2 separate regions of the Mus musculus genome follow, and region 2 is linked to region 1. A link is a loop called in an ENCODE intact Hi-C map of the cell type or tissue named here. Cell type or tissue: gastrocnemius. All regions are shown on one strand. Links, peaks and the distances in the headings refer to the core of each region. The heading gives the core; the rest is flanking DNA. Region 1 holds the start of Nop58 (NOP58 ribonucleoprotein). Region 2 overlaps Bmpr2 (bone morphogenetic protein receptor, type II (serine/threonine kinase)).

Evidence for each region. A loop is a pair of places that touch in the nucleus more often than their neighbours do. Peaks named below come from ENCODE experiments on the same cell type or tissue, not always from the same donor. Only the 100,000 strongest peaks of a DNase experiment are listed, where the experiment ranks them.
Region 2: it touches region 1 in a loop (2.5-fold over the local background); 5 of 42 quality-filtered maps call a loop at or near these places.

The regions. Positions count from the first base shown.
Region 1 is chr1:59,681,501-59,697,259 of GRCm38, reverse strand. It overlaps Nop58 (NOP58 ribonucleoprotein), which reads right to left and starts at 12,254. Exons shown (of 15, transcript NM_018868.2): 1 at 12,034-12,254; 2 at 6,698-6,774; 3 at 4,871-4,923; 4 at 1,161-1,282. The coding sequence starts at 12,078. Snord70 (small nucleolar RNA, C/D box 70) reads right to left here and starts at 5,302; the gene lies at 5,250-5,302. It overlaps LOC115485825 (a small nucleolar RNA gene), which reads right to left and starts at 4,751; the gene lies at 4,668-4,751. In gastrocnemius, for the core only: a CTCF peak has its summit at 6,607 (motif pointing right); no DNase peak of the experiment used is centred there.
Region 2 is chr1:59,824,533-59,840,291 of GRCm38, reverse strand. All of the region lies in intron 3 of Bmpr2 (bone morphogenetic protein receptor, type II (serine/threonine kinase)), which reads right to left. Among named protein-coding and RNA genes, the nearest start is that of Bmpr2, 68 kb to the right of the region's middle. In gastrocnemius, for the core only: no CTCF peak of the experiment used is centred there; a DNase peak (open chromatin) is centred at 6,353.

The sequences.
Region 1 (15,759 bases), core at 2,487-10,486:
ACAGATGGTTGTTGAGCTACCATGTAGTTTAGTGCGCTTAGCCACTGAGCCATCTCTCTAGCCCCAGCCAAAGGGAGTTTTTGTGCACTAGTTAAGTGCAGGTGCCTTTAAAGGCCAGACAGTATCAAATCCCCTGTAACTGAGTGATGGGTAGTAATGACCTGTGTAATGCTGGTAATGGGATCTGAAGCCCGGTGTATTAAGTGTACTAAGCACTTTTAACCACTCACCCATCATCACTCCAGCCATTTGTTTAGCTTTAAAATTACAAAGTATTGGGCTGGAGAGATGGCTCAGTTAAGAGTGCTGACTGCTATTCCAGAGGTCCTGAGTTCAATTCCCAGCAACCACACAGTGGCTCACAACCATCTGTAATGGGATCCGATGCCCTGTTCTGGTCTGTTTGAAGACAGCCACAGTGTATTTATAAATAAGATAAATAAATCTTAAAAATAATTAAGTAAATCTTTAAAAAAAATTACAAGGTACTCATATACTCACCGGATTTTAACCAAAAGTAACAGCAAAAAGTTTCTATCTTTTCCCTATGGATAAGTGCATCCCTCAAATAACCCTCCCAAAGAGTATTAATGAATAGTATAAACACAGATAACAAGTATCTTTTTGACCCTGGATTTTGTGGCACACAAATTCCATGTTGGAGAAAAAAATTTGTTTTAAAAAACAAAACTGTTTCAATCATAACACTTTCCCTGTCGCATATATTTGTTAATTCCCTCATATAGGCCAATATTTTATAATATCACAAGCAAGTAACTCTAGGCATGCACCACCACAGACCATTTAAGTCCCCTCTGTACTTTATGCCTGCTACTAAAGCTTCCAATCAACTCACTTCTTTACTCAACAGAAAAAAGTTTAAATTCTATGAGGATCATCACAAATGTGAACAGACGGCATGAGTGGCTGGCTTAGAGCTTATATTATCATTTTTGTCCATCTTTATTTTCTACAGTGTACAGGGAAAACGTGTTTTTGCAATTTCTAGTTGAGATTATGCTGCCTAACAGGAAAACATCAACTATGAGAACACATGACAAATACTACAAAGAGCAGGCTTAGCAGCTCTAAAAGGCCTGGAAGAATCATGCCTTGCCCTTTAAGCCACAGCCACAGCCTCAGCCTCAGCCCAACTTTACCTTTATTACCCCTCCTAGTTTAGCATCAGCGACAGCCAGAGGTTCATGGGCTTCTTTTACTATTTTCTTCAAAACTTTCTTCAGCTGTTTATTGATTTTGCCTTCCATCAGAGCTGTGAATGCTTTACAGAAAAACAGAAAATTTTAGAGTTACAACTGAGAACGCTTCTGATGTAAACTTTAAAGGAAAGAAAATATTTCTTTTAAAAGGTATATTTTTAAAAAAATAAAAATTATTTGTGTAAATGTTTTATAAAAAACCAACTCATGGCTAGGCATGGTGGCGCACACCTTTAATCCCAGCACTTGGGAGGCAGAGGCAGTTTCAGGCCAGCCTGGTCTACAGAGTGAGTTCCAGAACAGCCAGGATTACACAGAGAAACCCTGTCTCGAAAAACAAAATCAAAGAAACAAACAAAAAACAAAACCAACCCCCCCCAACCTCATAAATGCCAGGCATGATGATGCACAATGTTTATCCCAGCACTTGGGAGGCATGAAAAAGCAGGGCAACCTGAGTTAAAGCCAGCTGGGTATACAAAGTGAGATCCTACTCTGAAATAAATAAGTTTGTTAAGATTCAGCTTCTTGGGCTGGTGAGATGGCTCAGTGGGTAAGAGCACCCGACTGCTCTTCCAAAGGTCCGGAGTTCAAATCCCAGCAACCACATGGTGGCTCACAACCATCTCTAACAAGACCTGACGCCCTCTTCTGGAGTGTCTGAAGACAGCTACAGTGTACTTACATAGAATAAATAAATAAATAAATAAATAAATAAATAAAAAGATTCAGCTTCTTTTTATAGGGCAGTCTATAGCCTCAGCTGGCATCAAATTTGTGAGCCTGCCTTTAGCTTTCCAAGTGCTGGGATAAACATGTGCATCATCATTCCTGGCATTTATGAAAGGGTTTTATAGAACCCTGGCTATTTTCTTCTGCCTTCTAATACTGTATACACTGATTCCTAATATCTACCTTTTTGTAAAGAGACTTTCTTTATTCTTTTCTTTGGGCTGGGGATAAAGTGTCTGTTTAGCATGTGAAAGACCTTGGGCCTAATCCTTAGTACTACACACACACACACACAAAGCTCTTTAAAATTAAAATTGCATTTCATGTTCCTAGCTTAAGTTTAAATTTTTGTTTTATGTATATGGGTGTTTTGTCTAGATGTATGTCTATGCACCATGTGCAGGCCTAATGCCTATAAGGGCCACAAGAGCATCAGATCCCTTCCAATTGAATTAGGATTATGAATTCCTGTGAGCTGCCATGTGAGTACTGGGAATTGAATCTGGGTCCTCTGAAAGAGCAGCCAGTCTCTCCAGCTCATTTCTAGTTTGTAATCTTCTGTATTACCCAATTTTAGTTTTAATCCAGCATACACAATAGTCCTTCCCTTAAACATACTTTTTCTTTTTTTTTAAAAAGATTTATTTATTATTATACATAAGTACACTGTAGCTGTCTTCAGACACACCAGAAGAAGGCATCAGATCTCATTGCAGATGGTTGTGAGCCACCATGTGATTGCTGGGATTTAAACTCGGGACCTTTGGAAGAGGAGTCAGTGCTCTTAACCGTTGAGCCATCTCTCCAGCCCCAAACATACTTTTTCTAAGTGTAAAATCTCTATACTAGACTAACACTAGATTCCACTAGGTCACCATCTTCTTCAATCAAACAATACTTATCACTTCAAAAAACTTGCTCATATAACTTCAGGGGCCTGAACTAAGCTATTCTCTAGAGGTCCTGGATTCAATTCTCAGCACCACACTACAGCTCACAACCCTCTAATAATGGAGAGTTCCATGGGATCCGATGCCCGTTTTTGATGTGCAGGTAAACATGTAGAGAAAACACTTATTTACATAAATGCCTGAATCAATAAATTGTTAAAAAGTAACTTCAAATAAAAAACAAGGCCAAACAAGACACCCCAATGGGCCAAGGCTTCTGCCACCAAACTGAGCCCCTAAGTTTGACCCCCAAGATCTATCTGGTAAAGAGAACAGAACACTCTCACTAACTGTCCTCTGACACAATTGTACCCTTCCAAGTAAACAAAATGGTAAAAGAAATGCTATAAATTAACTTCTATCAGAGAATATTAATTCTACAAAATCTAAATTGTATACTCTGATCTACAGTTACTCCGTTTTGGTTCTGCCTTATAGGACCAGGAAGGTGGTTCTGTAGGTAAAATGCTTGCCATTCAATCAACCTGGGAAACCAAATCCAGTCCCTGGAATCTATGTAAAGGTGAAAAGGAGAGAAGTGACTTCACAAAATTGTCTTCTGTCATGCTAAGTGTACCTGCATGAACTGCTCACAGAACCTGGCATACTGGCCAGTTTGGTGGAGTGCTTGTCTAAGGCCACTATAAATTAAACGCCATCCTCAGTTGCAGGGTCTTCTAGCTATGCTCCCCAGCCCCAAAGCAAACCAACTTGTAAGAGACAATATACCATCAATTACCAGGAAAAAAAAAATTCATCTGATAAAAACTAAGACATTAATTGTAGAAGTTTCTCTCATGGAATTCTTGACATAGTTCCCTCGTTTCCAAAAATGTTTATTATAAACCTATGTTTTATCACTTATAACAAAGATAATATCCTTCTCTCATAGGTCTGTTTCAAAGATTGTGATCAGTTCATTAGATATTGGTAGTACAGAAACTTGCTTTGTGTTTGGCCATGTCTTTTATTTCAGCACTCAGGAGGCAGAGGCGGGCGGATTTCTGAGTTCAAGGCCAACCTGGCCTACAAAGTGAGCTCCAGGACAGTCAGGGCTATACAGAGAAACCCTGTCTCAAAAAAACTAAACCCAAAAAAAGTGTGGACCAAATATGGTGGCACATCCCAGTAGTCAGGAGACTACTTATATCTCAATATTTCCATCAAAGCAGTATCTTTTCCCCATGTGTGATTAATGAAAGTGTTTAGACCTATAAAATTCTTGTCGAGTTTTAAACCATTTTTATAGTCCTTCATTCTCAATCAATCAAATAATTGGGTGATTAATGACACAGAACATGCCTGTCCCCCAACATGACCCAAATTTGAAGGCTCTGAATTACCCCCTTCTTTAAATTAAATGAAACAAACAAAAAATTATGTTTCCTTATATAAGCTCTCATGCCCTTTTGTGTGCGCATATATATATATATATATATATATATATATATATATATATGCACACACTTATTTATTTTAAAGAACTATTTCCTTTCAACTTTTAATATTGATATGCTTTTGTATACTCTGGCAAGCTTTATTACCAATTGTTTTATTTCTAGTGGCTAGTCTCAACTTTACCCTTGAATTAATAAAATTATTAGAGAGCTGGGTACATGGCCACATTACCTTGGTCCCTTGTAGAACAGCTCTTACTGAATTGTGCTTCAGCATTAGGCTGTTGGTTTTCCACAGGGAGATCAATTTAACCACTTGTCATCTCTCATCACATGGGGGAAACCAACCCTATGGTGAAAAAAGCTAACTCAATGTTGTCTCAGTGGTAGTGACGAATGGGTTAGATCACTTAAATTCAGTTCCAATAAGATGCATCATTGACAACATTGAGGAAGATTAACTCAGGCAACGGAAGACAATAACCTTTTAATAAGAAAAACAAATGCTACATTTTTAAATTAAAAAAAAAGTAAAGAAAAAAGAAAACTTTTACTTTAAATTCTTATTTACCTGCTAATGCTTCTGCTGTATCCTGAAATTTCTCAAAATGTTTTAGCTTTACTCTAGAATTAGAAGAGAACAAATGTTATTGAAAGAAATGATTCTGCAAAAGCTACATAGCCAGAAAATAGAAGCTAGCTGTTTCTATATAGCATATACTAAATAAACCAAAGTTGGAAATTTGGTTCAATGGTAGAGCATTTCCTAGTATAGCCAAGGACCAGGGTTCTATCCTCAGCACTAACCAACCAACCCTCCAGGTAGAAGAAGTGTGATTGAAAAATAGCTTATTGTCAGCCAGGGCTATACAGAGAAATCATATACATATACTTTATGTATATGATAGTGCTTTCTGTACAAAGAAAATGTATTAGTTAATTCATTGTTGTCTCAGTGGTAGTGACGAATTTTTGTTAAATCACTTAGATTCAGTTCCAAAAGGTATACATCATTGACAACAATGAAGTCTCCTATATTCCTTAAAACACTATTAGTTGAAGCAAATTTTTCTTATCTGGAAAGGTAAATGCTGATAGTCCAAATGCACACTTATAAGCATACAGATGCTAAGAAAAAAGTACTGATTGTATTTCTTGGTCCTATCCTAACCCCATTTCTGCTTGTATGAAACTCCATTCTCTATCTCTCAGATCTTGTCTAGATATTCAAGGATACAGAGAGATATAAGTGGAATTATATTAAATTACTCTGGAGCACGGTTTTCCTCAGTGTATCATGAACATCTCTCCAAATCACTAAAAGACCTACCCCATGCATATATACTCAATCAATTCAACAATGCTATTACTGATGGAACCACAAATGATGACTGTATTTATGTTTCACTTTTCTCTCAGTTAGCCATGCTTTACTCTTCGGTGCATTTATCAGCAGTAGCAGATGTATGACTAAACATGGGCATCCACAGGTATGGCCCCTCCCTTGGGGGTAGACAACTGGATCAGAGTTTCTTCTCAGGACTACACACACCTGCTGGGTTATTTTACAGGATGATTCAGGAAGGGTTAAATGCTGACCCTAACTCTACCCTACTGCCTTGCCCCTCAACCAATTTAGTTGAGGAGACATGGGAGTACTTTAAAACCTAGAATTTACAACCTACTTTTATCCCCAAGAGCTAGACAGAAATAAGTCATGGAAGATAAATACACTACAGAGTAAACTAGAAAGCCTTTGAATTATCAACCCACAAAAAAGAAAACTTGCTCACACTTTATACAACTCCTTCTTTGAAAAGTTTACATTTAATTATGGTATAGTATGTCCTCAAATATCCCTTGGGTAATTGCCCACTGTAATCTACAGTACAAATTGTGATGACCAATGTTCCAAATAAAACAGCCTCAATTACTGGGCGGTGGTGCACACCTTTAATCCCAGCATTCTGGAGACAGAGCAAGTGAGTTCGAGGTCAGCCTAATCTACAGCACTACCAGGACAGCAAAGACTACAACCTGTCTTAATACCCACACTGCCAAACAAAATCCAGCTTTCATTAAATTCACACTAACACTGTTCACAAAATAGATTTCCAAAAACCAAAAAGCTGAAAATAGCATACAAATGAGGAGGTCCCCACAAACTACTATACACCTAAATTCTTCAAGATTACTTACATTAAAAAAAAAAAAATATTTATTTATTAATATACATAGGTACACTGTAGCTATCCTAAGACACGCCAGAAGAGGGCATCAGATCCTATTACAGAGAGTTGTGAGCCACCATGTGGTTGCTGGGATCCGAACTCAGGACCTTTGGAAGAGCAGTCAGTGCTCCTACCCGCTGAACCACCTCACCCGCCCGATTACTTACATTTTATTTGCTTTCTCTGGAGTTTCAAATTCTTTCCACAAACTATCAACCTCTTGAAGTTTCTTCTCATTCAGAACCTGCAATAAACCAGTTTTTTTCAAAAGCAATTTAGACATATACAACTATTTTTCAAGTTAACAACTATTCACATAAAATAAGAGGAAAAAGTTTTTCTCTTATTGAAATAAGCTAGTTTTCTTATGCAGCATTAAGTTATAGTCAAATTAATTGTCTAAGTTAAACCTAGTTATAGTCTTTTAGAATCTTTCCTATATTATTACCAATCTAGACTTGTGTGAGTATACAATAATTTCTGTCCCTACTGGTATTTAAATGTGTTCAATTTTTTCTCCTAAGTGCCTAACCATACTTTTGTGTTGACAAACACTTAGGGCAGATTTCTGTAAGTGGGGTTAACTAATGAAATGAAATCGTTAAGCTTTGGGGCTGAGAAGAGGGCTCAGTGGGAGAGTATGTTGTACTTCTCCAGGACTCAAGTTATACTGCCAAAACCTACATATGGTGTTCACAACAGGCCACACCTACAACTACAGCTCCAGACATATCAGGTACCCCTGGCCTAATCAGGCATTTGCACTCACAAATACATACATAATTAAAAACAAACCATTGCCTCACATCCCCAGTGCTGGATTATGGGCTATGTGCCAGTTTACGCAGTGTTCAAGGTGCTCTGTGCAAGCATTCCTAACTAAGCTAGAACCTCTGACCCACTTTTAAGACTTTCTTTACATAGGTTTCTTTACATAAAATCAAGAGTAAATTAAAGGGACTGGAGAGATGGCTCAGTGGGTAAGAACACCGCTCTCCAGAAGGTCCCGAGTTCAAATACCAGCAACCACATGGTGGCTTACAACCACCCATAATGAGATCTGGTGCCCTCTTCTGGTGTGTCTGAAGAAAACTACAGTGTATTTATGTATAATAATAAATAAATCTTTGGGTCAGAGGGAGCAGGGACTGAGCAAGCAGAGTTGACTGGAGCAAGTAGAGGGGGAAAAAAAAAAAAAAGCCAGGCAGTGGTGGCGCACACTTTTGATCCCAGCACTTGGGAGGCAGAGGCAGAGGCAGACAGATTTCTGAGCTTGAGTGAGTTCCAGAATAGCCATGGCTACAGAGAAATCCTGTCTCAAAAAACCAAAAGAGTAAATCCAAAAGAGTAAATTAAAGATTCATTTCAACACCAATTTTCTGTATGATAAATCAAGCCAATCCTCAAATCTACACTCTCTATACCAAACACCCCTCAAATAGGGATATTTTACAATTAATGACAGGTTAATATAATCAGCATTATAATAAAGCATGCTAACTATGACACAATGCACTATACAATTATGCACATACTTTTTTTGACAAAATAGCCGGTAATTGTCAGGTCTAGATCACAGAACAGTTACATATTAACATTTATGGGTTATCCTTGACTATGCAGCAAATGAGGTCAGCACCAGATATATATTTCATTCTCTCATATGTGTGTGTGTATATATGTGTGTGTGTGTGTGTATATATATATATATATATATATCAATTAACTTTTATCTCTATGCTTTTATCTTATGTACATGGGTGTTTTGCCTGCATGTCTGTGCACCAGTTGCCAGAGGAGATGGGTTCCCTGAAAGGTTATTACAGAGGGTTGTGAGCTGAACGTAGGTGTTGAGACTTAATCTAGGTTCTCTGAAAGAACAACCAGGACTCCTAAGGGCTGAGCTATCTCTCTAGCCTCAGAGTTTAATTTTAATCAAACAAACTTGAAAGACTGAAGAAATCAAGCAATAGAGCTACCAATTACAAAACAGTGCTGGTGTCAAAAATTGTAAGCTACAACTTGTACTGTATAGCATACACCAGTTGAATTAGTTATTTTATTTTGTATATGATATAGACCCATGAGTATATATTAGAAGTTATCTTACCCACACAAAAGTCTCAATTTCTAATTGTTCTGAGACTCATTGCTCACCAACTGTCAAGAAAAAAATTGAGAGTAACTCTTGAAAAATTCACATTTTCTTCTATTTAAAAAGAAAATATTAGAAGATAACAGATTAACAGAACTGTCGTATTTGGAAGGTTTATTTTTACCACCATTCGCTTTATTTTATATGAATGTGTTTGCCTGAATTCATGTATGTGTACCACTTGCATGCCTGCTGTTGGAGGTCAAGAGTGTCCCCTAGAACTGGAGGTACAAATAGTTGTGAGGCACCATGTGACTGGGTGTCAGGAAGCTGGGTCCTCTGCAAGAACAAGTGCTCTTAGCCACTAAGCCATCTCTTTAGCGCCAAATTATCATCATTCTTAAAACTAAAGTTAAAGCAACAAAGAAAATGTAATAAAAGCATGATGATTAATAGTTATCCAAATATTTAGAAAATGTGTAGAGCAAACAAAACTTTGGCTATACCCAATCATGCTACCATATATCCTTATATTGTTTCTAGTAACAACAGTTTGAACAAAATAAAGTTTTCGGCCAGGTGTGCGGTGACACACACCTTTAATCCCAGCATTTGGGAGGCAGAGGCAAGTGGATTTCTGAGTTCGAGGCCAGCCTGGTCTACAAAGTGAGTTCCTAGACAGCCAGGGCTATCCAGAGAAACCCTGTTTCAAAAACCAAAAATAAATAAATAAATAAATAAAAATAAAGTTTTTATAGTTGTCTAATTTTTAAAAAAATTATTAATTTGGGGCTAGTGGTAAGAGCACTGACTGCTCTTCAGAGGCAGAGGTCCTGAGTTCAATTCCCAGCAACCACATGGTGGCTCACAACCTGAAGACATAGTACACTGCAAGTAGGCAGCAGTCTAAGCAGTAGTTGGAACACTCACTGCCTAACCCAAGCATGAGGAAGTAGTCAATGTAACTGAAGATATTTGGAATGTCTGGAATTTGAACCTAGGGCCACACATGCCAGGCAAGTGTTTTACTATGAGCTCTATCCCTAGCCCTCTTTTTAACTTTTATTTTGTGACACGATCTCATTAAGTTACTTGCATAACTGGAACTTTTGGTCAGGATTCTTGTCTTCCCTTCCAGGAATTATAATTCATTAGTACAGGCATTAGTCTGTGCCAACAGGGCTTTCTCTCAAAATCTAATTTATATTCTAGCATTTTGAAAGATCATGGAAAAAGAAGGCAGCAACTAGTATTATCTAATTTTTGGAGGGATTCACAAAAAAAAAATTCTTCACCTACAGAAAGTATACAATTCCCTTCTCACAAACTGCAATCACTAGCACTAGGTCTAGAACATGCCTATTTCTAGGTAAGGGATTGCTAAATACCAAATAATTATAAACTGAAAACTTCACCATAATACTCAAAACTTTCCAATAGAGTAGTAACACAGCATATTTATCACAAAAAATCACTGAATACTACATGTAATATGACCTAATAAGTAAATAAATAGAATGTTTAGCACATAGCATACTTACTCTACCTCATTGTTCCCCACAGCTCAATAGCATCTCATTGTAGGAAGATGCCACTGTTAGACCAACTCTGTACTAATAAACTTGTAAGCTATTTCTTATACTGAGAAATAGCTCAGTGACTAAAAGCACCAACTGCTCTTCCAGAGACCTGGGTTCAAATCTCAGCACCCCCATGGCAGCTCACAATTATCTGTAACTCCAAGGTCTGACAGCTCAGAGACACATGCAGGAAAAACACCAATGCACATAAAATAAGAAAAAGCAAACAACAAAAAGACCAAAAACCTTTCCGTATTTAAATAAGGGACACTCAAGTTAATAGAAGCCATCTAGACTTCTCCCCTAACTTTCATGCTGGTAATTATGAACTCCCTGGTTTACACAATTACATCAGGATAGCTCATGAGCAAGCCTCACATAGACCAAACTGGAAATGGTGAATACCATGTCCCCAACAACTCCATGTCTTACTTAAAACAAAAACCCCCTTCAATCCTACTGCTTGCAGTCCAAATTTCTGTATTCAAGCAGACTCACTGAATAATTTTAAAAAAAGGACATGACAGTCCTAGGCACGAGAGGTTTCATTATAGATACCAGGGGAAGAATACAGCCAGAGGCATCTAGAAGTGTCCTGAAAGCAGGGACATGAAAGAAGAGAGCAACAGAAAACAGAAGACCAAGAGAAAGCTGTATAGCTGGCTTGGTTATACAGGAATCAATGAAGCTGGGGAAAGGGTTCCAGCTCAGTTTCTGGGCTGAAGAATGTACAGCCCAGTCAGCCTTGCCATGATAATAAGCACCTCAGCATTTGTCCTGAGACCTAACAACATTCATGTTGTCTACATTAAAGCACAGTATACCTTCCTCCTCCTCCTGTTATCATCACATAGTAAAATAATCTTTAAAGAAAACAAACTATAGCTGGGCGGTGGTGGCCCACGCCTTTAATCCCAGCACTTGGGAGGCTGAGGCAGGCGGATTTCTGGGTTCGAGGCCAGCCTGGTCTAAAGAGTGAGTTCCAGGACAGCCAGAACTACACAGAGAACAACTGTCTTGGAAAAACAAAGCCACTCACTACTCAAAACCTTCCAATCATGCCTGGAAGGACCCTGATCTTGGACCCCAGCTTTAATCTAGTTAAATATAAATGAAATGTTAGGGGCCAGCCAAGCCTACATAGGGAAAGCCTGCCTCAAAAGTAAATAGAGTCTGGCGGTGATGATGCACACCTTTAATCCCAGTACTCAGGACGCAGAGGTAGGTGGATCTCTGAGTTCAAGGCTAGCCAGGTCTACAGAGGGAATTCCTGGAAAGCCTGAGCAGCACAGTGAAACCCTATCTGGAAAAGCCCAAAATAAATATCTGAGGCTGGAGCGATAACTCGGCGGTTAAGAGCACTGACTGCTCCTCCAGAAGTCCTAGTTCAAATCCCAGCAACCACATGGTGGCTCACAACCATCTGTAATGGGATCTGTAGCCCTCTTCTGGTGTGTCTGTTGACAGCTATAGGGTACTCATATACATAAATTAGATAAACATTAAACCGATCTTGGATTGGAGGTGTAACTAGGTGACAGGGCGCTGATCTAACATGTACAAAGCCTCAGGTGATTAAATGAACGCTTTATTGTCACTTGTAAAAAAGGGTCCTGCCCATTTTTTAAACTGAGTAAAGCAGAGGTCGCCCTAAATTCGGAGAAGCCACGTGTTCACCTGAACCAGCGGGCTCTTGATTTTTCACATCTTTTCGGAGCCCGGGGACTTGAAGACACTAAAATGTGTTCCGTTGTTCGTCTCTCCTTAAATCTTACCCAGCTCTCTGTCCCACATAAGCCTCTTAGCTCAACAACTCCATCTCACCTACCTTAAAGATGGCGTAGCCAACGGACGTTTCAAACAGGACCAACATGATGAGACCAGGTCAGGGCGGCGCTACGCGGCTAGCCGCGAGCCCTTACGCCACTGCAAATGACTACCTTTCAGTCGCTGAAGACCCGCTAGGCCTTGGACGCGGGGGAGCGCAAACGCCGTCGCCTCCCCGCGGACGAACAGACCACGTTGCTCAGCCGCTCCACACCTCTCCTCGTGGAGCAGCAAATATGCGAGTCTCCTTCTCTAAGAATTCTGGGAAGTAACGTCACTTCTGGTCGCTCAATGCCGCAGAGCGTGAGATCATTTCCGGGTTTTTCCCGCCCACAGTAGAATCCGGAAAGAGACGGCCTTAAAATATCGCGAGACTTTTTTTTTTTTTTTTTTTTTAAGTTTTGGACTGTGGCTGGAAGCTGTCAGTTTATTAGGTCATGTAAAGAAGAAAAAGTTCTGTGTACATTATATTTTGTATTATATATAATATATAAATTACATGTGTATAATTTACAGCACACAAAACGATTTACAACACATTATGCTATGCCCCGCCCCGCCATGTAAAGGACATTTTATTTTAAAACAACACAGAACACTTTTTCTTGATGAGGACGTGCACTCGGGTCCCATCAGTGAGTTCCACGGGATCTGACCTGGAACCGGAGTTGTAGGCAATTGTAAGCCGTCACGTTGGTGCTGGGAACCCAACCAGGTCCTCTGCAAGGGAAGCAAACTTTTATAACCAGCAACATTTCCTGGTGGTTCTTCTCTGGTCAAACAGGTTTTTAGCAAAGATTTCTTTTATAGCTATAAATATAGATATTTTCGGAGGCGGGAAGGGTTGTGTTTAAAATGATTCCAAGGTATGAATTTATGTATGTCTCAATGTAATTTCTTTTATGGAAACTTTCAGCCTCAGTGGCTGGATTTACTTTAAAACAAAGTCTTATGTATCTTAGACTAGCCTCAAACTCAGTAGGAAGTAGAGAATGACCTTGCTCAAAAACAATTTGTTTGTTTGAGACAAGGTCTCCATGTAGCCTTGTAACTATCTCTTGTAACTAGGTAGACCAGAGAAGTTTGAGTCATAGAGGTCCTCCCACCCCCACCTCCACAGTAGTGAGGTTACAGGCATATGCCACCACACCAACTTTATTGGTGCTGGGGATGGAACCAAAGGTTGGGTTCCATACATGGTAGGCAAGCACTCTACTAACTGAGCCATATCCCTAGCCTTGCTTTGGCTTTTTGAAAAAGGACCTCAGTATCTAGACCAGGTTGGCCTTGAATCATTGTCCTCCTGCCTCAGCCTTCAGAGTGCTAAGATTAGATATATCTGTGTGGCTATGTACTTTCAATGACAAGATTTAAATACCCCAGTTCTTCACAAATCTAGCTTCCAATAGCTGTAGAACGTTCCTAGTTGCCTAGTTCTAAACATTAATTTTGGATCTACAGAAAACTGTGGAAGATTAACCAACTTGACGTTCTGTAACACTTTTACAGTATGAATGAAGAGGAAAGAGTATCCTTGTTTGGACAGCAGAAAAGATGGACATATGGGGAATACAAGGGGATTCCTAGGGCTGCAGGCAAGAGCAGAATTGATTATAGCTACAGTTACATTTACCATATTTAGGGAGACAAGAGAAAGCAATAGAAGAAGAGAACAACAGTACAATGGGGCAGAGATAGCACCATAATAGCTTGATTTGGGAAAAGAACATAGAGCCAGATGGATGAGCCAGAAGCACATGTCTCTTCATATATTTAACTCCAACTATTTAATGTCTTGTGTACTTAATACAAATATCATTTCCTGGAGAGTTCTACCTGCAGTTCATGCTTAACAGTGTCCAGGTACCTTTGTGTTGGATCTGATTAGGTAATTCTTATGATTTAAATTAAGGAGTGCCTTCAGGAAGGAAAATTCTTTTCCTTCCATCTAAACATTTGTATCTTTTTTTTTTCTAAAAGGAAAAGATGCCTTTTACTGAATGAGAAATCGCTGGCATGCATTTTCCAGAATTTGTCCTTGAAAATTGCCACTTACACAACTCTCTCAATACTGTCCTTCAGAACTGTCTCAGATTTAGATTTGGATATTGTCCAAAGATAATAATTGTCTGAAAATTCCCTGAAGTATCGTATTAAACAAAGTACTGGGTCAAGGAAAAATGGTACAAAGAAATATTAAAGGGAACCTATGGGGGACTGGGAAGATGGCTCAATGGTTAAGAGCACTTACTGCTCTTCCAAGGGCTCAGAATTCAGTTCCCAATGCCCACAACTGCCTGTAAGTCGAGCTCCAGGGTATCTGATTTGTTCTTTTAACCTCCTTAGGCACCCACATATGTGTGGCTTACACACAGACATACACACATAAATAAAAATAATAAAATTTGAAAAATAGAATATGGGAGATATTGGGTAATAGAAGAATATAGGAGAACTTACAGTTCTTTTTAAAGATTTATTTATTTTATTTATATGAGTACACTCTAGCTGTCTTCAGACACACCAGAAGAGTGCATCAGATCTCATTACAGGTGATTTTGAGCCACCAAGTGGTTGCTGGGATTTGAACTCAGGACCTCTGGAAGAGCAGTCAGTGCTCTTAAGGACTGCATCATCTCTCCAGTCCTCTTACTGTCATTTTAACAGGTTAAAACTATAAGTCCTGGGGCTGGGGAGATGCTCACAGGTTAAGAGCACCGACTGCTCTTCCAGAGGTCCTGAGTTTAATTCCCAGTGATCACATGTTGGCTCACAACCACCTGTAATGAGATCTGATTCCCTCTTCTGGTGTGTCTGAAGACAGCTACAGTGTACTTATATATAATAAATAAATCTTTTTTTTAAAAAGATGACAATAAGAAACATAGTACAGATTATAAAGTAAATAAATAAAATAATGGAAAAGAAAACCTGTTCTTGGGCTGGAGAGATGGCTCAGAGGTTAAGAGCACTGACTGCTCTTCCAGAGGTGCTGAGTTCAAGACCCAGCAACCACAGGGTGGCTCACAACCGTCTCCAATGGGGTCTGATGCCCTATTTTGATGTGTCTGAAGAGAGCAATGGTGTACTCATATACATAAAATAAATAAATCATTTTTTTAAAAAAAGAGATGGGGCTGGAGAGATGGCTCAGAGGTTAAGAGCACTGACTGCTCTTCCGGAGGTCCTGAGTTCAATTCCCAGGAACCACATGGTAGCTCACAACCATTTGTAATGGGATCTGATGCCCTCTGAAGATAGCTACAGTGTACTAATAGAAATAAAATAGTGAAGAGAGAGAGAGAGAGAGAGAGGGAGAGAGAGAGAGAGACAGAGAGACACAGAGAGAGAGACAGAGAGAGAGAGACAGAGAGAGAGAGACAGAGAGAGAGAGAGAGAAAAGAAAACCTGTTCTCTTTGCAAACCACAGTTCTATCTCCTTTCCAGCTAGGATGCAAGCTCCATAAAAGTTTGTCAATAGGGCTGAAGAGATGACTCAGTGGTTAAGAGCACTGACTGTTCTTCCAGAGGTCCTGAGTTCAATTCCCCCAACCACATGGTGGCTTACAACCATCTGTAATGGGATCTGATGCCCTCTTCTGGTGTGTTTGAAGACAGCTACAGTGTACTCATATAAATAAATTAAAAAAAAAATAGTTTGTCATTGGCAGAGCTGCCTGGCCACAGCTCAGAAGGTAAAGGTACCTTTGTCTTTTTTCAAGACAGG
Region 2 (15,759 bases), core at 2,579-10,578, 140 kb before region 1:
TGTATCTAGAGTATAAGGCTGGTGTGAACACGTAAACATTTATGTGGTAGCTCCATCTATGGGTCAGATCTTATCTATAGCTTATCTATACTTATCGGTATCTTATCTATATAATACCTTGGAAATGGATGTCCATAAACTAGGTTATACCTAGGAGTAGGAGAAGAACAGGGATGCAATAATTCTATGAAAAGTAGAAACGCATGAAAATGTCTTAAACAGAGAGAGAAAACTGGAGGATACACTTGTCACCATGTTTAAAGATCTATAAAAAAATAACTAGATCCAAGCAGTGTATATACAAAATACAAACAACTACTTATCAGTAAAGAGTTTAATGCAGAATGAGATCGCCCATGAAATATATGTTTGGGGCTGGTGAGATGGCTCAGCGGGTAAGAGCACTGACTGCTCTTCCAAAGGTCCTGAGTTCAAATCCCAGCAACCACATGGTGGCTCACAACCATCTGTAATGAAATCTGACGCCCTCTTCTGGAGTGTCTGAAGTCAGCTACAGTGTACTTACATGTAATAAATGAATAAACAAATATTAAAAAAAAAAGAAATCCATGTTTGGTTTTCACTATAGGTTTTATAGGTAGTATTTGACCAGTGGCAAGGCCACACTATCCTTACTTAAACATTCTTTACAGTCGGTCAAAATAAAATATAATATATTTTGAAATTTTAAACTTGTAATTCTGTTTGTTTGTTTGTTTGTTTCTTGGGTTTCTGTTTTGTTTGTTTGTTTGTTTTGACAGAGGACCTCACTGTGACAAGCTCTCTTTGTAAACCAGGCTGACTTTGAAATCAGAGAACCCCCTGTCTGAGCCTAGTAAGTACTAGGATTAAAGGCATACACCATCTTGATTGACAATTTTAATTGCAGTCAATTAAAATCAAGCAGACTGTACATTAAAATTATCTTACTTGTGGTCAAACTTGAATATTCTATACCAAATGATAAACCTCAATAGCAGTGTTTCTCCAGTGAATTATCTCAAATACTGCACAACTGCATAATAAAAGGTATTGACAGTATTTCTACAGAAGATTATGTTGATGCCATGAAATACTCTTAAATTATAAGACAATTACTAGACAGTAGACTTTAACATACTGATAAATGTAGTTAACAATACTTTAACATACAGTAATTTATAGAGGGAAAGACTGTATATGGAAACTCATCTTTGGCTAGGGATCTAACTCAGTGGTAGAGTGTTTGTCTAACATTTGCAAGTCCCTGGATCCCTCTCCAGTACACAGAAAAAGAAAAAAGCCAATCAACCAACCATCCCCCACCCCCCTCCAAACAGCCTCAACTCACTACAATACTAAACCCTAACTCAACTTACTACAGAAAGATAGTAGCATGTCTGTAACTATTTTTAAAGATTAAAAAGGAAGAAGAAAAATAAAAAGTGTTAAGGATATAGAAAAACTAAAAACTTACATACTGCTGATGGGAATATGAAATGGTACAGATGTAGTAAACAGTTTAGTAGGTTCTCAGAACGTTTTTAGAATTTATCTAACATTTGGTAGTTTGTTCCTAGGCATATACACAAAGACCTGGAAATAGGCTTTCAAACGAAAACCTCCTGGAAATAGGCTTTCAAACGAAAACCTCCACAGCATCACTGTGTGCTCTACAAGGAGAAATGCGAATGTTCATACACTTATCAATAACAATGTAATACACCTACGAAGATGAGATGCTAAAGGTCCTGTATTTTATGATTTCATTCATATCCAGAAACAGGTAAATCCATAGAGACTAAAAGCAGGTTAGAAGTTGCTAGGCATGGGAAAAGAGGGAGAAGGGAGTTATTTTTTACTAGATAGAGAATTTCCCTTGTGGGGTGATGAAAATGTTTTGGAACTACATAGAAATAATGGTTGCACAATATCATTAAAGGACCGAATAGTATATTTTTAACCTAGCTCATTCTGTTATAAGATTGTACTCAATAAAATAATAACTTATTTAAGAATTTGTTGAACTCAAAAAGGAAACATTATTTCAACACATATATGATTAAATAACTTGTGGTTTTTAAACACAAGATATATATATATAAAATCAATCCCTTGGCTGCTAAGGCTCAGTCAAGTGACTTCCATCAACCCTGATGATCTGAGTTCAATCCCCAGGGCTCATATGATAGATAGAAAGAAAGAACCAATTCCCAAAATATGACCTCTGATCTCTACATCTATACCAAGGCACAGTACCATTCCACATCTGTGTGTGTGCGCACACGCATACATACACACACCCAAAAAGACAAAACAAGACTAATACAGTACACTTCCCTGTCTATGAGGACATTACAGAAGGGTTAGTAGATGCCTCTGATAGTCCTGATCCAAACTGCTTCTCCGAATTCGTGGGTTCCACATTTGTATATACAACAAACCATAAACTAAAAATACTTGAGAGAAACCAAGAAAATTTCAAAGACAAAACCTCGGTTTTTCATGCACTAACCACTACAATGGATCGCCATGAAGGAAGTGATGTTTAGGAAGTCCAGCGCAGCACCTGTCATCCACAGATTTTCAGTCTCTCTCAAGGTCAGGTGACAAGGTGTCATACATGTGTAATACATAAGTAGAACTATGGTGATTTATTCATATTGCATGTGTATAGACTTAGTTTTTGGTCTTTATTTTCTAAGCAATATGGTAATAAGAACTATTTATACTGCATTTAAATTGTATTATCATTATAAGTAATCTAAAGATGATTTTTACAGAAATAGAGATAATTTGAAGTATTTGGAAAGGTATGCATGGAATGTATGTAAACACTGTGCCATTTCATGCTTCAAGGCACCTGCTGTATTGGGTTTTTTTTTTTTTTCTTATATCTCTGATAAAGTGTAACTTAAAAAATTAGGCATAGGCATAGCAAGAGGTCAATGATAAGTAATAACAAAATAATTTACAAAAACAGAGAGTACTAAAATTGTCAGCACTACTCTAATCATTTGGGACCATTACTAAATAAATAAAATGACATCAGCACCCGTGATACCACAACCATCAACCTGACAACTGAGACAGCTATTAAGCACCTACAAGGCAAGGTTCAATGCTGTGGCAGACACCATGGTTAAGGCAAACTTATGAAAGAAAGCATTTAACTGAGGCCTTGCTTACAGTTTCAGAAGATTAGTCCATGATCATCATGGCAGGAAACAATCAGACAAGGTGCTGAAGTGGTAGCTGAGAACTTTACATTCTGATCCACAGGCTACAGACAGCAGGCAGAGAGAGACTGGGCCTACCCCCAGTGACACCTCCTCCAACAAGGCCACACCTCCTAATCCGCTCCACTCATGGGGACCAAGCATTCAAATATATGAGCCTATGCAAGCCACTCTCATTCAAACCACCACAGAACACATGCCATATGAATACGCTAGAACAATAGCTATTGACATCTCACATGAAGTGATGTCGAATGGGCTGGTGAGATGGCTCAGCGGTTAAGAGCACTGACTGCTCTTCCAAAGGTCCTGAGTTCAAATCTCAGCAACCACATGGTGGCTCACAACCATCCGTAATGAGATCTGACGCCCTCTTCTGGTGTGTTTGAAGACAGCGACAGTGTACTTGCGTATAATAATAAATAAATCTTTGGGCCAGAGCAAGCAGGGACTGAGCGAGCGGGGCCAACCAGAGCAAGCTGCGTTGACCAGAGCAAGCAGAGGTCCTAAAAATTCAATTCCTAACAACCACATGAAGGCTCACAACCATCTGTATAGCTATAGTGTACTCACATACATAAAATAAATAGATAAATCTTTAAAAAAAAAAAGAAATGATGTCGAATGGTGTTAATTGAATTGCATTACTCTAAACTGTGCACAATTAAAAACTTATGAATTGTTCATTTCTAGATTTTACAATTTAACATTTTTTGAGTTAAGGTTAACTGTATTTAACTAAGACCTCAGAAAGTGAAACCTTTAGTAAAACAGAACCACTGCACTTTATTTTATAAAAATAAAATTTCAGCTAAACATGTGGATACACACCAGTAATACTAGCATTTGGGAGATGCAAGCAAAACAATCAGGAGTTCAAGAAAACCTTCATCAATACAGTTTGAGGCCAGCCTGGGCTACAGAATGGGACTTTTCTCAGAAAAATTAAGCAAAAATAAAGACAATATCTAGGCTCTTCTCAAATTAGAAACAAGGGGCATAGTATTTTCTCTTAAACATCAGTAAGTAAGAGGTAGAAATACTATTCAATGATTGAACTCACTTGCTGCTCTTACAGAGGACTCAGGTTCAGCACCCACATGGCTCACAGCTGTCTATAAACAACCATCAGTTCTGGGAAATCCAATACACTCGTCTGGCTTCTGAGAGCACCAGGCATGCGTGTGGTACACACACACACATACATGCAGGCAAAACATTCCTACACATAAAATAATAAATAACTACCAATCAATAATGTTCTGTTATAATCAAAACAAAACAAAAACGTGATAAATGAAAGACAAGACAAAAAGAACACCGAGGTAGCAAGAGTAGCGATACTTAAGACAGAGATGATTAAAGAGACAGAAATGGCAAAGAACAAAGACCATGGTGAATGCTGGCTTGAAATATTTTCTTTTCTTTTTTTTCATGTTAGAGTTAGCATTCTAATAGGTAGTGGGTATTAATTTCCTTCTGAAATTTAAATTAGGAATCTTTATTTGTCCCTTCATTGTTACTTTCAATAGGCTTTATTATTGTTATCATCACCATAATTGTTATTTTATATTATTATTGTTGTTATTGTTGTCATACTAACTGTCCTAGAGCTCACTATGTAGACCAGGCTGGCCTCAGACTCAAAGACATCCATTTGCCTCCACCCTGGGTACTGGAATTAAAGATGTGTACTACCACACCTGGCAGATTTAAATTTTTTTAAAGATTTATTTATTTATGTATTTATTTATTTAATGTATATGAGTAAATTGTAGCTGTACAGATGGTTATGGGCCTTCATTTGGTTGATGGGAATTGAATTTTAGGACCTCTGCTCGCTCAGGTCAACTCCACTCGCTCAGTCCGGCCCAAAGATTTATTTATTATTATATATAAGTACACTTTAGCTGTCTTCAGACACACCAGAAAAGGGCATCAGATCTCATTATGGGATGGCTGTGAGCCACCATGTGGTTGCTGGGATTTGAACTCAGGACCTTTGGAAGAGCAGTCAGTGCTCTTACCCTCTGAACCATCCCTCCAGCCCACATTTAACCTTTAAGTACCATCTATTGTCTTCTTTTATAGCCTGTTATTCTGGCATCATATCTGAAATGTGCTGTCAAAACCAGTCATGAAGATTAACCCCACTTGTATATCATACATGTAGACATGCCTAAGAATTCACTGATAGGGATGGAGATGTAGCTAAGTCGGAGAGTAAGGGGGATGGTGACTACGCATACCCACTAAAACAGAAAATATTTTATTTTCAAGACACACCCACATCTCTAGGAACTGAGAGGAGCTCAGTATAGCAATTGTGTAACATGAGAGGTACCACTACTGACAGGTGGGGGTGGGGCTGGGGTAGGGGGACTCCTTTCCTATTGCATTACATATTTCTTTCCACAGAGTAAAAGGTATTTAAATATATAACTGAAAATGGAAAAATAGGAGCTTTAATTCATTAACTCGCAAATAGAGAGGGTGAAAAAAAGTATTAAGGGACTTTTAAACATGTTTAAAAACATACATATGGTATTTAAATGTCTCAAATTAGGAACATTCCAGGTTATGTCATATAGTCTAAAAACTTGACATCACTGAAAACCTGCCAGGAAAAATATTGCAATATGTGTAATCATATGTGTGTAATTAAAAAAAAAAAAAAGCTTTTGACTGGAAAACTCATTTTTATTTCTTTAAAGTAATTCCTTTTAAAAAGATTTCTGTTTTATTTTTAATTATGTGTATGTATTCATGTCTGTGAGTGGGTATGTGCATATGAGTGCAGATACTCCCAGAGGCCAGGAGAAAGAGACAGAGATAGAGAGACAAAGAGAATGAGAACACATATACCTATGTCTATATAGGCTCTTAAATCATCTCTCCAGCCATTAAAGTGATTCTTTCTATGTCATATGTTATATATACATATAACATGAAATTTCTTATTCCTTTGCCCTAATATACCCTCTTTTTCTTCTCTTAGTGTCCTCAGTTAAATATTCAGCCAAACCCAAACACTGCTAAGTATGCCTATGTGCAATGGCTGGGCTTTCCCAGGCAAGCACTTCCTGAGTACAGAACAGACAGGGACCCGTGGTCTGCCTCACTGGAGCCTGGGATGTTTCTGTTTACATATCCTGGAGCCAGGCGGGGGCTACTACTGGAGGCAGGCTGTCTGCTTCCTTACTACACTCAGCTTTTGTGTGGGACTGTGTCAAAGAAAGAACAACATTGTTACATGTGCAGCAACCAGCAGGGAGAGGTTTAAATAAAACACAGCAGTGGTTATGTCCTCTGCTTAATCTTTAACCACTCTGAGCAGAGAAGCAAATTAGGCCTTTAGGTTTTTCCTTCAAGGAATGTGTTTTTCATAAAAGCAAAGTACTACTATTTAAACATCAAAGCAATTAAAGAGCTTAATGAATTTCTAAGACAATAATTAAGACTGCTAAAATATTTCCAAACTATATCACACAGCTTAGCATTTTCACAAACATTTTATATGGAATGAATAATGTTGACATAACTAACATGCTTGGAATACTACATATACAGTAACCACAATCCGATTAATGTTTATGTTTAGTAGTTTTTAAAAATTGAGTAGGGGAAGACTTTACATTTCTTTTTACTTTTCAACAAAAATTTAACACTGAATACTTAAGGCCAATTTTAATTTACCTTATCTGGTTAAACATCCTGACCTAGCTCTTAGATTACACAAAACAAAAATAACAATAAACAAAAACAAGCCATGGCATGCTAATTGTCAAGACATTTTATGTTTGATTTACAAAAGAACCGCAGAAAAATGAACACACACAGGGAGGGGAGGGAGAATAAAGTGAAAATTAAAGAGAAAAGGGTCATAAGGAAGGAGTAAAACAAAACAGGAAAACATGTAGTATTTGTTCTCTTTAACTTTTAATTTCCTTGTTTATAGTTTAAAATTTCAAAAATATGTATTTTGTGTCAGAGTACATGGCTGACTGTATGACTGTGCACCAACTTTATACAGGAACCTCAGCGGTTAGAAAAGGATATTAGATCCTCAAACTAGAGTTAGAGGTGGTTGTGAGCCACCATACCGGTGCTGGGAACTGAACCCCGATCTTCTGAAGGGCAGCTGGTGATCTCAATTGATGACCCATCTCTCCAGCCCAGTCTTTTACCATTCCCCTCCCCCTTTTTTTCAAGACAGGGTTTCTCTGTCCAGCTTTGGCTGTCCTGGAACCCACTGTGTAGACCAGAGTGGCCTGGAACTTACAGAAATCAGCCTGTAGTCTTTTACTTTTTAAAAGTATCTTCTTTTTTTTTGTTTGTTTTGGTTTTTTTTTTTTTGTTTTTTTGTTTGGTTGGTTTTTTTTTGTTTGTTTGTTTTTTTTTTGTTTTTTCCCGAGACAGGGTTTCTCTGTGTAGCCCTGGCTGTCCTGGACTCTGTAGACCAGGCTGGCCTCGAACTCAGAAATCCGCCTGCCTCTGCCTGTCAAAGAAAGTGCTGGGATTAAAGGTGTGTGCCACCACGCCCAGCCTAAAATTATCTTATTTACTGCTTTTCAGTTACTCAATTATGATCTCCCCCCTCTTTTTAACTTTACTTTTAAGTCTGAAATGAAGATAAAGAAAATCTTCTATAAAAGTAGAAGGAACATAAATTTACAATTTCATTTCTATGGATGTGGTTCTATAGTGGTCAAACCCCTAAGATTAGGAAGTGTGAATGTAATCCTCTCGGGCGTGGAGGAACCACGGAATGGGGAGTTATGAGTATAGTTTCAACTCTGCAAGATCAGAGCGACTTTTGGAGACTCTATGACAGTGTAGACACACTTACAAAAGCTAAGCTTTGCACTTAATGAGGCCAGAGAGATGGCTCAGAGGTTAGAGCTCATGGTTTTCAAAAAAGAACTTATTTTTTAAAATAGTAATTGCATACATATAAATAAAAATAGAGTAATACAAATTTCAGTATTTATAAAGTACTGATACTGTTAGCATTTAACATTGTAATTATCTAGAATGTTAGATCTTAAAATGTTTTACTCAAAATAATTCTTAAATTTATGTCTCTTAAATTTGAATACACAATACACTGACACAAAAATGCTGAGCTATTCAGAAGTCTTCTTAACATCTCTAGTTCTCAACAATGCACACACACAACCACATACATGTGCATATATATTTGTATTTTTGAAATTTTCCTTATGTATGTAGAATAAAGAAACAAATAGGAATGCATGGCCATATCCTCTTCTGAAGTACTTAATATTTCCTTGAAGCTTATCTGTATTTAATCTGAATAAATTCTAAAACTTCATACAATTTTTTTATACTATTGTGGCAAAGTAACGTAACCTGCTCTCTACTGATGTACATTTGGTTACTTCTGTTTTGCTGTAACAATGCTGCAATGAGTAACTTTGTTTCTAATCATTTCAAATCACAGGCATTTTATACTAAGGTGACAGCTAATTTTTGTTGTCATCTAGCCTACATCTGGAATTAACTAGAACTCAAGCAGCTGTGCACAGCTGGGAGGGATTTTCTTGATTGAATTTTTTGAGGTGGGAAGGTCCACCCTAAATCTGAGCTATAACTTCTGGTGCTAGCCCACTTAAAAGGACATAGAAGAAAGTTTTTTAAAGCTTTTGGTCTGCTTGCCCTCATTGCCACTGGCAAGTTCATCTATCCTGTTACTGAGAAATTACTTTGCTGGGATTAGAATTTACTTCTTTGGTATTCCAATGTAGACTGAAGACTAGCAGCTCTCTAGGAATTCTCTGGGACTCTAGCAGGTAGACTTTGCTGAGACATCCAGATCCTGTGGACTGAACAACTACTGAATTCTTTGCTCTTCTACCACGAGACATCCATTGAAGGACTACTCAGACCAGAGACTGTAAAGTCTAATAAATCCCCAGACTAATATAACAAAGGACCAATTCTCAGAAATAAAACTCTTGAGTTTGGGATTTACTCTCTGGGTTTTTCTTTTCACTGTGTGGAATAAAGAAAGAATAATGTTCAATGTATTACAACACTTTCAAAGAACTGTTAATCATGAAGCACATTAATGAATTAGAACCATCACAGAATGAATAATAATAATCATACTCTAGGAAATATCTGTGTTGAGCTAAATTATTTGTCCCCAGAATTTATAATCACATGGACTGTGTTCCTGTGACATTATTAAATAATTTTAATACTTGAAAGTCATTCCAGTATCATGTCCTGTGTCAAACAGCTAATCATTTCCCATTTATTACCATGAAATAATTTTTAATGAATAACAAAACTTATTTTAGAAAATATAACTGTTTTAATGTCTTGGGTGCTTAGACTTTCAAATATTTAGGCAGCTGAATTAGCTCAAGCTAATGTAATATATTAGGTAGAATAATTAAGAGGGCTGATTTATTTCCTTACAAGTTACATAAACAAAAATTCTTGAGAAAATTTTCTCAAACATTTGAAGCTGTTTCTCCTGGATACAGACCTAGAATCACACACACACACACACACACACACACACACACACACACACACACACGAGAGGAAGTAGGTTGCTGAGAAAATGGGAAGTCCGTAACAACATCCTAAGGACGTTTGTAGACCTGATTACAAAGACTTATCACTAGAGTGCAGGGCTAAAAGCACAAAACAAAACAACCACAAAGGCTTCTGAGGGAAGGCACGACAAAGGAAGGTGAGGAATATAAGGGACAGTGGCATGGTGGGATGGGGTTGGGTCATATGATACTGAGATAATAATTCAGACCGTGCCCTCCTGGTGCACTAAAGATGGAGTGCAAAAATCCTGTATTTTCTAGACCGTCTTGTAGATGACACTAAAGGGTCCACATATTTTTGGGAGACCTTTTTTTCCCTTGTCTACCAAATACTGTATCAGCAGAGGCCTGTATTGATTCACCTACCTTATAAGTACAAAAAGGTTGTACAGGAAACATTTGTCAGGTATAAAGTATGGCAGGGGTAGTTTTAGAATGTGCTGGCTTCTTGGGTATGGTGATGTGATTTTATGTTGGTCTACTATATGTATCCATACATTAACTTTCTTGGTGGTCTTGTTCTATGATGAGGCTTTGGAAGTAACTCCTGAGAGCTCTAGCTAAATGTGTTCTCTATTCCAATGGTCTTCCAAGTGTGCTAGGTCCCTGGAAGACCATCACCACTCCCTAGGAGATTCTTAGAGATGCAAATCAGAAAACTGACTGGAGTCCGCAGTTTGTTTTTTTGTTATTGTTGTTATAGTTTTTCACCTTAAAAGACATTTTATTTACTATCCAATTAGGAATGATAGTACTGGTTGTAATTTAGCTAGGAGATTTAATATGTTTTTAAAAGATTCAGATTATGTTAACGTTTGGCTTGAGTGTGGTTTATCACCTCCAAATTTCACGTTAAAATTTAATCTCTCCAACCAAGCATGGTACAGGCAGAGGCAGATAAGATAGATCATTGTAAATTTGAGGCCAGCCTGGTCTACCCAGAAAGCTCCAGGCTAGCCAGTGCTACATATGAGTGAGGTTCTGTCTTGTCTTAAACCCCAAACAAAAAACAACAACAATTTATTTTCCATTATAAGATATCATTAGGAGATAGGACCAGATAAAAATCTTTAAGAGTTGTTAAGGCTCTGGTTTCATGAATGTAATTAAATTCATTAAAGTAATTAATGAATCAGCGGAGTTAAAGAGACATCTGAGGAGTGGGTCTGCTTTGGCTAAGTCTTTTCACAAGCTCTCATCTCCTGCCTACCCACCCCAAGACCTCTGCCAGCAAGAAAGCCATCACTAAATGTGACCCTCTGAACACAGACCAACGCTGTGAGTCAAAATAAACTTTATAAGCTAGCCAGTCTACACTATCGTGTTTGAAGAATGGAAAGAGGAGTAAGACTTGCGGTATTCATGTTCTAGTAACTACTCTTCCTCATCAATAATTTGTTGTCACTTTTGACACATGACTTCAAGCTTGTGGCCTCAGAGCGGTTTTATTTCTGGATTTATTTATTTATTTATTTATTTATTTATTTATTTTGGAGACAGGGACTATGTACTCATTATGCAAAACAGGCTGACCTCAAACTGACAGATATCCTCTTGTCTCTCCTTCTGAGTGCTGAGATTAAAGGTGTGTACCACCAAACCCAAAATATATGCATTGACAGAACAAAAATGTGGCTTTAAATAAAACTCTAAAAGATACTTATTTTTATTTTATGTGCACTGGTGTTTTGCCTGCATATGTCTGTGTGAGCGTGTCAGATTTCCAGGAGCTAGAGCTACAGACAGTTGTAAGCCACCATGTGGGTGCTAAGACTTGAACTTGGATCCTCTGGAAGAATATCCAATGCTGAGCCACCTCTCCAGTCTCAAAAAGAATATATTCTTATGTCTCCAATAACCTACTACATTTGTACTTGGCAGACAACTTAAACTTATCTCCTATGAACATTTTATTTCTTTCTATTATATGATACAAGACATTCTCCAGTAAATGTTGTTCAGTGCTGAGTGTAGTCTTTTATAAATTAGCAGATAAAAGCTCACTAATCATATGACAATGCACTGAAACCATATAGCTAATTGGGTATGGGCCTTTTGCTTTTATTCAAGTGACAATTTTATACAGTGTGGTTTATTTCCAATGATATAAAACACTGAAAAACTGCAAAACTATATGCAGATACATTGATACCATCAGCACTTGACATCTTCTTGCTTACATGACATTTTACTGAGCGTTGCTATGGTTTGAATTTGACCTTAATATCCACCTCAAAGATGGGACCTTTAACGGGTTGCCAAGTCTGAGAATGTCACCCTTAGGAATGGGTTAATACAGTTTAGGGATTTGTCTCCTATGAAAAGGATGCATGTGACCCTTCCACTCTCACTCATATGCTTTCTTGCGTTCTTTCATTTTCTACCATAGGACAGACTTATTTTCAAATTTCCATACTGTCAGCCAAACACATTTCTGTTGGTTATAATTCCAAGCCTCAAAAATTTTCATATAGCAGCACAAACCTGAAGAGTAAAAACCTATTTTCACTACCTTTCCTTGTGTCTCAATGTCTCCACCATAGAGTGGACCAGGTTATCCATGGCTCAGAATCAGAAAATGGTTTGTGTACATGTAAAAATCAATGTATTTTTATTATTATTTGCTAAAATAGGAGCTTCAAAGAAGTGATAAATGACAGCTTATTGCTGAGCCATCTTCCCTTTAAGTAAACTGCTGAGACTGTGACTGCTCTAAGTGGGGCTTACTGGGCCATCCAAGTAGAAGCACAGAAGACAATGGTGCTGAGGGTGATTTGAGCCATGGGGAACCAGTTCAAGAGGTGTCAGAGCAATGTAATAGTGTGTGGCCAAGAGACCAATCTTGTGATATTTTGGCAAAGAATGTGGCTACTTTCTCCCCTGTCCAAAAAAAATCTGCCTGAGGTTAAACTGAATAGTTATGGATTAAGAGCTTTGGCAGAAAAAAATCTCCAGACAACCTAGTATTGACTGTGTGGCCCTGCTTATGGAGATCTATAATTAAGAGGAGCAAGCTAAGCAAGGAAAAATATATAAAATACACAGTTTGAGGAGAAAAGGGGCACCAGGAAGTAGAATGGAGCTAAGTCCTGTGTTCAAGGAGATGACCACATTAAAGAAAAGTCTGATGCTAAGTGGAATAAAGGGAGTGATGACTTCAGGGCAAGATCCCACCCAGCTAAGCTTCCAACCTGTGAAAAGGAACTAAAGGGAAGCTTAGGGTCAGGTGTGGTGTTGCACACCTTTAGTCCCAGCACTCAAATTGGGAGAGGCATGGGAAATTTCAGAGTTCAAGGCCAACCTGGTCTATGGAGGGAGCTCCAGAACAACCAGGTTTAGGCAGTGAAGGAAATCATCAAAATCAGAAAGTGGTGAAAATGTATTTGAAGAAGGGGGTCATGTTCCAGCCCCAGGAAGCAGCAGAACTTGGTGGCTTTGGTCACATTGTTCTGGCTTTAGAGTCAAGGATTGAACAAAGGTTATGAAATATCCCTCCACAACTAAGGACAGGCACTAAGGCCAGGTGTGTGGCAGAGATGTCCCTACACGGAGGCCAAAGAAAGCCACTTGGTGAAGCTGTGAAGGTAAAGCCTGGATTGCTTTGGAAACCCCAAGATGTTGAAGATGCCAGAAGCTTGGGATACCTGCCAAGGAAAGCTAACAGGGAATGGAACCAGCCCAAGAGAAAAGAGGTGTGCTGCAGGCAGCAAAGCTGAAGAGCACTGTGGCATCAGACATGGGGATTCGGAGTCTGGAGTCTGCCTGGCTGGCTTCAGTCCTGCTCCAGACGCTCCTCCTCCTCACTGTGCTCCGGTTCCTCCCTGTCAGAATGGTGACGCACACCTTGCGCCACAGTACGGTGGAGTATGCAATCTGCTTCTTCGTTCTGATTTTACAGGGGTTACACTTAAGAGATTGCTCTTGGTCTCTGAAGAGACTTTGTACTTTTAAACAGTGCTAATACTGTGATAACTATGGGGTCTTTGAAGTTGAAAACAATGAATTTTGCATTACAATATGCCTAAAAACCTATGGGGGCCAGGGAGTGGAATGTGTAGCTGGACTTATTTTTGTGGGTTCTTCTTTCTTCCATCCTTCTCTACCCCTTTCTTCTACCCTTTCAAACGCCTAACAGTAGACAAGACGGGAAAGGGGGCTACATTATCGGTAGACTACTTCCTGCTGGCTAAGAACATCAAGTTCCTTGAGGCAAGTTTGATCTTTGCCATCAGGATATCTAATTTCTTCTTATTTCTTCTTTGCACAGAACTACTTAACAAACTGCAACTAATCAACAACAACCCTGCCTCTCAGGGCCTTAGCATTCATATACCTTCTTTAGAGTATATTCCCCAGAATTCCAAACGTCACACACTCACAGAAACTATATGCAGCTGGCAAAATCACTCTAGAGCACACGGCAAATCAGAGTCAGCTGCTGTGGACAATTTGAAACAGCCCCATATCCCACACCTGGGATTAAAACAAAAAGACATACTTATAATATTTTTGTGTTTTTAAAGAAAGCAAAATTCTCACTACAAGAATGCCAAGAGATCCCATTATAGATGGTTGTAAACAGCCACTTGGTTGCTGGGAATTGAACTCAGAACTTCTAGAAAAACAGTCAGTGTTCTTAACTGCTGAGATATCTCTCCAGGCCTATTCCTAATTATTTCAAAATAATTATTGTCCTAAAATATGCACATAATTTTTTGTTCTTTCTTCTTTTAATAAGTATAAAAATATGTCTTGTTTTGGCTCTTAAACTAACAAGCATCTTGATCCATCCTTATTTCCCATTTTCTATTTCATGCCCTTAGGGAGAAACACTAAAACTGAGGTCATAGACTACTTGTGGCCCCATGCCAGTACTGGCTTCCTGACTGTAAGCTTTCTTTCCTAGCTTGGTGTGAAGATGAAGACATTTGTTGCCAGATATTATAATTTCTAATATTAACAACACAGAATAAAATTATAATGTTATTTCCTAAACCTGGGTTTAGATGCAATTCAATCTTGTTTCTCATCATTTGGCCCAACTTCAAAGTAATGAATAATGTAAGTGAAAAAATAAAAGAATTCTACATTTATATCCTGACATTCACAAAAGAACTGCCAAAGTTCAATAGAATGAATTAGGTTTAATTAATGAATTAAATATATATGAACAGTTTTTTGCTTGCTTCTCTACTGACTTAATTATCTTGTTTATATAGTTAGGAAGGCTAATTATAGCGATACTAGATATCAAGAAAATGTTCTAAAAACAAGTTTCCAAAAATTTTAATAATTATATACTTCTTTTAAATTGTGAATCTACAAATACATAAAGATTTCTTAAAAGTATAACAAGATAAGTAAATATTATAGATATAAGTTCAATCACTTAAAAACTGCTTTTCTTTTTTAAATGGTGTGCATGTGTGTCTGCCTGTGCATATGAGTGCAAGTGCCCATGGTGGCCAGAGGCACTGTCTCTCCTGACACTAAAGAACAGGCAGTTGTCACCTGACTCCTGTGGACGCTGGGAACCCAGTCTGGGTCCTCTGGGAAAGCAGGGTGTGCTCTTAACCACTAAGTCATCTCTCCAGCCTCACAAACTGATTTTCTTATTAAGCAGAGTAAAGCCTATGACTGTAAAATACCTCAGACTAACACAGTTTACCTAAGTGACTGGACTTTTGGTTTTCAGTGCTGCATAGACCGTATTAATGAGTATTTTCTTTCTTTCTTCCTTCCTTCCTTCCTTCCTTCCTTTCTCTTTCTTTCTTTCTTTCTTTCTTTCTTTTTCTTTCTTTCTTTCTTTCTTTCTTTCTTTCTTTCTTTCTTTCTTTCTTTCTTTCTTTCTTTCTTTCTTTCTTTCTTTCTTTCTTTCTTTTCTTCCCTCCCTCCACCCCTCTTGTTTTTTGAGACAGGGTTTCTCTGAGTAGTCCTGGCTGTTCTAGAAC